Linked DNA regions of Homo sapiens: all the other regions are linked to region 2. A link is a loop called in an ENCODE intact Hi-C map of the cell type or tissue named here. Cell type or tissue: A673. All regions are shown on one strand. Region 1 has its middle 1.5 kb from the start of MIR101-1. Region 2 has its middle 66 kb from the start of UBE2U. Region 3 has its middle 110 kb from the start of CACHD1.

The links. A loop is a pair of places that touch in the nucleus more often than their neighbours do. Peaks named below come from ENCODE experiments on the same cell type or tissue, not always from the same donor. Only the 100,000 strongest peaks of a DNase experiment are listed, where the experiment ranks them.
Region 1: it touches region 2 in a loop (3-fold over the local background); 9 of 110 quality-filtered maps call a loop at or near these places.
Region 3: it touches region 2 in a loop (9-fold over the local background); 4 of 110 quality-filtered maps call a loop at or near these places.

The regions. Positions count from the first base shown.
Region 1 is chr1:65,058,720-65,061,219 of GRCh38, forward strand. It overlaps a transcript of JAK1 not described here. Among named protein-coding and RNA genes, the nearest start is that of MIR101-1, 1.5 kb to the left of the region's middle. In A673, a CTCF peak has its summit at 1,370 (motif pointing right); a DNase peak (open chromatin) is centred at 1,422.
Region 2 is chr1:64,268,148-64,270,647 of GRCh38, forward strand. No RefSeq gene overlaps it. Among named protein-coding and RNA genes, the nearest start is that of UBE2U, 66 kb to the left of the region's middle. In A673, a CTCF peak has its summit at 1,102 (motif pointing right); a DNase peak (open chromatin) is centred at 1,134; H3K27ac peaks cover 2,248 bases.
Region 3 is chr1:64,360,774-64,363,273 of GRCh38, forward strand. No RefSeq gene overlaps it. Among named protein-coding and RNA genes, the nearest start is that of CACHD1, 110 kb to the right of the region's middle. In A673, no CTCF peak of the experiment used is centred here; DNase peaks (open chromatin) are centred at 1,408 and 1,978; H3K27ac peaks cover 2,500 bases.

The DNA.
Region 1 (2,500 bases), 790 kb after region 2:
TGACTTATCCATATTAATGAGGATGAACAACTGCATGATTAGGTTTTCACTCTAATACATCAAATATGCAGTAAGCTTCCAGCATATTTCACAGCTTATCTCTTCCATGCATGGATTCACTGACTGTGCCTCCCTGACCTCAATCATTGATTTTTCATATATATACCGAGGAACTACTACGTTCTAAAGCCCTCTTCTAGATGTTCAGGAAATAAAGATAACTAAGACATGATTCCTGTCTTCAAAGTGCTCATAACCAAACATGACAATAATACTTCATATCTGCCAAACATTCAAAACTGCTCTATATGTTTTCTCATTTGGTTTTCACAAGACGCTATGGGGCTGGCAATGAATTATTCATTAATTCATCAAAAAAGGATTCTGGAAATAGATTAGATATTATTACCCCATTTTATAGGCAGAAAAAAAAAAAAAAAACTTAGGTGATTTGCCAGAGATCATATATTGCTAAGTTATGGCGAACCCATGTCCAGAACCATGTCAAATGAGTGAACACAGTGCTTTGTTTTCTCTACCCTACCCTAGCTGTCCAACTCCATCAACTGGATATTCAGTTTACACAAACAAAAGGATTTCTAAAAACATTTACTTTTTGTTTTAGTTTTCTCAGTAACTGAGATCATGAAGCAGAAGCTAGTGGGGCTTTATAATTAAGAAGAAAAATGCACATTAGCAAAAATGACTTTCATTCCTCTTGCTCTGAGTGCTAAGAATGTACTCAAATTAGTAACATTGATATTTTTCACTATAGTTTATGTCAATTCTATACCTATGGTGATACTGACAACCTTCAGAATACCTTTTTAAAAAGTAATAATAACATATACACATCACTTGCTTTTAAATTATCTGTACCTTTGAGACGTACTCTGAAGTCATTTTAGGGATGATTCTTCCTTTTAATAAAAAGTACAAAAGATTCTGAAATTGGAATTCAGGCATCAGAATATCAACTTATTAAAACCATGATTCACTTGGGTTTTTTCCATGTCATAAGGTTTCAAGTTATTTCAATATGAGTGGAACTTGACAGATATTTGAAAAATAATTATGTTTTCATTAGGCATTTGCTCAATTTCAAAGACTCATTATATGCATATTAGATATTAGCACTGTACTTCAAATAAGTCAGGTAGATGAATCAATTCTTTAGATCAGCAGAAGTCAGAAAATAAAAGTACAGTGAATCTAACTCAACTATTAACTTTACGTACTATGAAAATGACCTTATCTTCAGAAAAGCAACATCCAATGAAACAATCCACCTACACACAAATTAAAAACAACATTGCCTAAAATGCAAAAATATCTAAAAATTAAGGAGGTCATCATCTAGGTCTTAGCCAACTGTAATACAGAGTTGAAACACGAGAGGGCAACGAAGATTAAAGAAAAAAAAAAAATCACAGTTGGATCCCATAACCTAAGGTTCTTGGAAATAGTTGCACATTTTTACCCGAATTATAAACATCTGCTACGTGAACAAAGATACTGTGATTATTTTAGAGTAAAATTTTAGATAGCTGTTCCACGAAAAAGGATAAGATTATCAACTAATATTTCTTGACCACAATTCTGTCAGCTTTGGAAAACTGAATACTTACCCTGAAACACTGAAGGTTGGGTAAGTATGGAGACAAATAAATAATCCTGACATATTTGTAGTTATTAGACTGTTCTTCACCAAAATATTAGTGTGATTCAATGTCTAAATATGAAGTATAAAGACGAAGGAAGTGTACTGCAAAGTTGAAATTCACTCTACTAGCCATCACCAAAACCCATGCAACAACTAAACATTTTTGGTAAAGTAAAAGATACTTCCTTTTTCTCCTTATTTTTCTCTCATTTCATTTTTTTACCTAAATTAGAAAAAAAAAGAAGCCAAGCATCCCTAATAACAAGCAGCAAATTGTCATTATTCTGTGAATGGTTACTTAAATTAATATTCTCTCAGATTCTAAAGCAGTTTCAAGGAAGAAAAATATGGGTTTTCAAAATGGTATTTTTAAAATAAATGTTTCAAAAATGTGTCTTGCTTTTTCTTGAAAATGTTTATAAACGTGCATTTTTGAAAATTTAAATCCATCAGAAATATTTCTTCTTCAACATGTTTCGTCTAAGAACTGAACTGTCTAAATTTATAAACAAGTGACTACAGGTACTCATGCTACAGTAAGAAAAAATAACTGCATACTAAGGAAGAGAGAAAACAGTGATGTAAAATGCTTTCTTCCAGGACCCAAACTGATTTTAAACTACTTCTTCTATGTTAAAAATGATACAACTAGGAACAATTTCTTCATAACGCATATACCAAATATTATCTACAAAACCAGGCACTTATAGAAAACTGGCACACCAAAGAACTTTTAAAATAACGTGGAGTACAAGGCCAGGCATGGTGGCTCACACCTGTAATCTCAGCGCCTTAGGAGGCTGAGGCAGGAGGATTGCTGGAATCCAGGAGTTCAAG
Region 2 (2,500 bases):
ACACCTAGGTTTCTATGGTTGTTGAGAAAAACCAAATAAATGCATCAATACATTAATATTTATGAAGTTCTAATAATAGCACCTGGCCTATAGTAAGCACTATATTTGTGTTTGATCAAATAAAAAACAAAATTTACTTCTATTTAGTTAATTGATCCCATGCACTATGAAAGAAATTCAGATTCAGGGGGCCTGAACTGAAGTCTATAAACCTGCAGTTTTAAAAATTACCCCAGCTGGCCAGGCGTGGTGGCTCACGCCTGTAATCCCAAAACTTTGGGAGGCCGAGGCGGGCGGATCATGAGGTCAGGAGATCGAGACCATCCTGGCTAACACGGTGAAACCCCGTCTCTACTAAAGATACAAAAAATTAGCCGGGCATGGTGGCGGGTGCCTGTAGTCCCAGCTACTTGGGAGGCTGAAGCAGAATAGCGTGAACCCGGGAAGCGGAGCTTGCAGTGAGCCGAGATCGCGCCACTGCACTCCAGCCTGGGCGACAGAGGGAGACTCCGTCAAAAAAAAAAAAAACAAAAAAACCAGCTGATTCTGATGAAGATGATTAGTGGATGACACTTTGAGACAATGTAATTCTGAGATTAATTTCAAATATGATTAACATGGCATGCCAAATCGTGCCATTTGATAACGGAGTGTGTCATGTATAGTAAAACTCCACAACTGACGCATACCCTCCACTGGATATGACGTCAGATCTGAAGTTAAGGTTCTATAGGAACGCGAGGCCCCAGCCCCCTTGTGATCAGTCTGGATGGATTCTGAAAAGAGAGGAGAAGAGAGAAGCAGGGAATTTCATTTTTTAAAATGTTCTGAATTAGCCGGGAGTGGTGGCGCATTCTTGTAGTCCCAGCTGCTAGGGAGGCCTGGGGCACGAGATTCGCTTGAACCCGGGAAGCGGAGGTTGCAGTGGGCAGAGACCGCGCCACTGCACTCCAAACTGGGCGACAAAGCAGGACTCCGTCTTAAAAGTATAAAATAAAAATAAAAGTAAATAAAATAAATATTATAAAATTTTGCATTTACGTCATTGTCAATGTTTTTTAAACTTGCGTTGTTGTTTAGACTCCACTTCCCCTCCAGATGGCGCCAGTTAGCTATTTCATGCACTTCAGTCTTAAGAGACACTTCACTGGAAGCCAGGCACCAAGCCTCCTTATGCTTTTAAAGGCTCGTATGGCACATGACCACTTTATAAGAGCGGAATACTTTGTTTTCCCTCCCAAGGAAGATGTTTACTCAGTACTAGGAAAGATTTACTAAAAGAAAAATAGCCCAGAGCTTACAAATTACTCACGTTGATAAAATCATAGAGCCAACCTGGAGAAATCAGTCAGTCCTCACCACTGGCTTCAGGCAGGACCACACAGAAACCACCCTCTTGTAGATGAGAATGAGCCTGAGTTTTGTTTAATGACTTCCAGACATCAGTGCATCCACTGAGAACTGCTGCCTCTCCTACCTGAGGGAGGGAGGGACTTCCCTAGGGGTTGACAGTTAGAAGGCTCTCTGGGGCCTGCCTGCCACCTAGACCTCCTTTGCCTCCCTGCTGCTCCCTTACAGGCCATGGGTGCCCCTAACGAGGAGATGGTAGCAATGGTGTTGGCTGGGAGATGAAGGGGGATCCTGTGCCTCTCTGTTATTTGGCAGTTAACTAAGAATATACAGAGACCCAGAGTTAAATTTAAGCCACTCTCTCCAGAGGGTGAGATCTCAAACCTTATCTAAATATTCAACTCCAGTATTTAACCACCTCCCAGAAGAGAGTTCTTTTTGGTTAATCTGATTCCTAGATGCAAAAGTATAAGCCCACTTGATTTGGGGTTTTCATCATAAAAGATGGAGTGCAGCTGGCTCTCATTTTCTGAGCAATATCCCTTAATAGATCTGAAGGCTAATTTTAAATGTTCTATACCCTTCTGCGATCTGTACTAACCAACCCCAGACCTTTTCATTCTTTGTTATGGCCTCTCAATGTTCAAACCCTCTCCCCGACTCTTCATCTCACTTTCAAGTTCTAAGGACCAGACTGGAATCTAAATGAAAAGTGATCACTTGAACAGCCAAGGGTAATTATATTTACAAGTTGAATTCTGTTTCAACAAATACAATTACAACATCCATCCTGATCTCCTGAGGCTTTTTGCATGTCTCAATAACTAGCTCATGTTAACAATCCTTCACCGATATAAAAAAAATGTTTTCTATAGAGGAGAAAATTGTATATACTAGATGTGTTCACAAGTTGCCATCCATTTTTAAGTAAAACTTCATAACTAAGATATTGTTCTCATTAAGTAAGTGTATGTACAATAATTAACTTAGAATATGTCTAAAATAAACCTCAATGTCACCAGTGAGGGCTACTAATAAGATGATATTACTTTAGTGTTCAAAATTGTTTAAATAACTCTGAGTTCTCATATTGTGTCATATGAGTCAACTTTTTCCTACGTTCCATGGCAAATAACAAAAGACCTACTAG
Region 3 (2,500 bases), 93 kb after region 2:
ATATGGCATCTCATGGGACCCCATATAGCCAAAACAACATTGAAAAAAAACAATATTGGTCTCACATTTCCCGATTTCAAAACTTTCTGCAGTGCTACAATAATCAAAACAGTCTAGTACTGGTATAAAGACAGACATACAGAGCAATGAAATAGAATAGAAAGCCCAGAAATAAATCCTCCCACTTAAGGTCAAATGATTTTCAACAAGGGGGCCAAGACCATTCAATAGGTAAAGGACAGTCTTTCCAACAAATAGTGTTGGGAAACTTGTATATCCACATGCAAAAGAATGAAGTTGAACCCTTAGTTTCTGCCATATATAAAAATGACCAAAACATAAGAGCTAAAGCTATAAAATTCTTAGAAGAAAACATAGGGCAAAACCTTCATTGTATTGGATTTAGCAATGATTTCTTGGATATGAAACCAAAAGTACAAGCAACAAAAGAAAAAAATAGATAAATTGGACACTATCAAAATTAAAAACTTCTGTGCATCAAAGAATACCATCAACAAGGTAAAAAGGTAACCCACCAGAATGGGAGAAAATATTTGCAAATCACATATCTGATAAGGGATTAATATCCAGGATATCTAAATAACTTTTACAACTCAACAACAAATACACAAATAACCCAGTTCAAAAATGAGCAAATATTTGAATAGACATTTCTCTAAAGAAGATATGCAAATGGCTAAATAAGCACATGAAAAGATGCTCAACATTTCTAATCATAAAGGAACTGCAAATCAAAACTGCCACAAGATGCCACTTCACACCCATTAGAATGATTATTGTCAGAAAACAGAAAATAACACGTGTTGGCAAGGATGTGGAGAAAATGGAACCCTTGTGCGTTGCTGGTGGGAATGTAAAATGGTGAAGTCACTGAAAAACAGTATGACAGATCCTAAAAAATTTAAACATGGAATTACCATATAATCCGGCAACTCCACTTCTGGGTATATACCAAAAGAATTAAAAGCAAGACTCAACCTTTGTATATCAACGTTCATAGCAGCAATAGTCACAATAGACAAATGGTAGAAAAGTCCAAATGTCAATCTACGGATGAATTTATAAACAAAATGTGATATATACATACAACAGAATATTCTTCAGCCTTAAATAAAGAAGAAAATTTCCAGCCTGGGCAACATAGCGAGACCCTGTCTCTAAAAAAATAAAATAAAATTAGCTGGGCATGGTAGCTTATGCCTGCAGTCCTAGCTACTTGGGAGGCTGAAGAGGAGGGATTGCTTGAGCCCAGGAAGTTGAGGCTGCAGTGAGCCGTGATCGTGCCACTTCACTCCAGCCTGGGCGACAGGGTGAGAACAAAGAAAGATGAAAGAGAGGAAGGAAGGAAAGAAGGAAGGAAGGAAGGAAGGAAGGAAGGAAGGAAGGAAGGAAGGAAGGGAAATTCTGACACATACTATAACATAGATGAATCTTAAAGACAAGTCAGTCACTAAAGGACAAATATTGTAAGTTTCCACTTAAATATGGTACCTGGAGTAGTCAAATTCATAGAGACAAAAGGTAGAATGATGGTTGCCAAGGGCTTACTAGAGAGAAGAATGAAGATTTTTAATGGGTATAGAGCTTCTGTTTGGGAAGATGAAGTTCTAAAGATGGATGGTGGTGATGGTTACACAACACTGTGAATGTACTTAATTCTGTTAACCACTACAGTTAAAAATGTTTACAGTGGTATAATCAATGTTTATGTACATTTTACCACAACTTAAAAAAAAGATAACTATATTATCTGGCAGGAAAAACCTGCTCAGCCTGTGGCCACTCTTGGACAATAATAAATTCTGAGAAGAGTGAGAAATTTGAATTTTATTTGGGATACAATTTCTCCAGATATATCTATCCTTGAGAATTCTGTGAATTATACCTCTGCAAAATACAACTGTATTTCATGAATATATTTTGACTCAGTAGGACAGTGGGTGGCCAGTTTGAGGACAAAACGCCATGCTTATTTTCTTTTTAAAAAGACAGCGTTTATTAGAGAACACTGTGAAATGACTTGGGAAAATTCTGGAGAGAATCAAACTCCTTTCAGAAGTGCATGAGAATCCTCTTTAGAAATACTGAAACCAATTGTAGATGGTAACTGCAGGGGAAGAACCTTATATTTTATTTATATATATATAATATAAGCAATATGTAATATAAAAATTATATAATTATATAATATATATTATATATATTATGGCAAAAACCACAGTTACATTCACACCAACCTAGATTAAGTGGTTCAAGCCTTCATTTAAAAAAAAAAGATTGTTTACATAAGGAATAAGAGAAATAGAAATGGAAATCTTGCCTTAAGTTGTGGGAGGGTAAGGCACACTCACTAGCTCTACCCATGCACAAAGCAATTAATGGGCACACACACTTTTCTCGTGGGAACAGTAGCAGCCCACCTCTTGAGAGGCCTAACCGCTTGGTATTCATTAGCTTGATGAGCTCTCCAAGGCCCAGA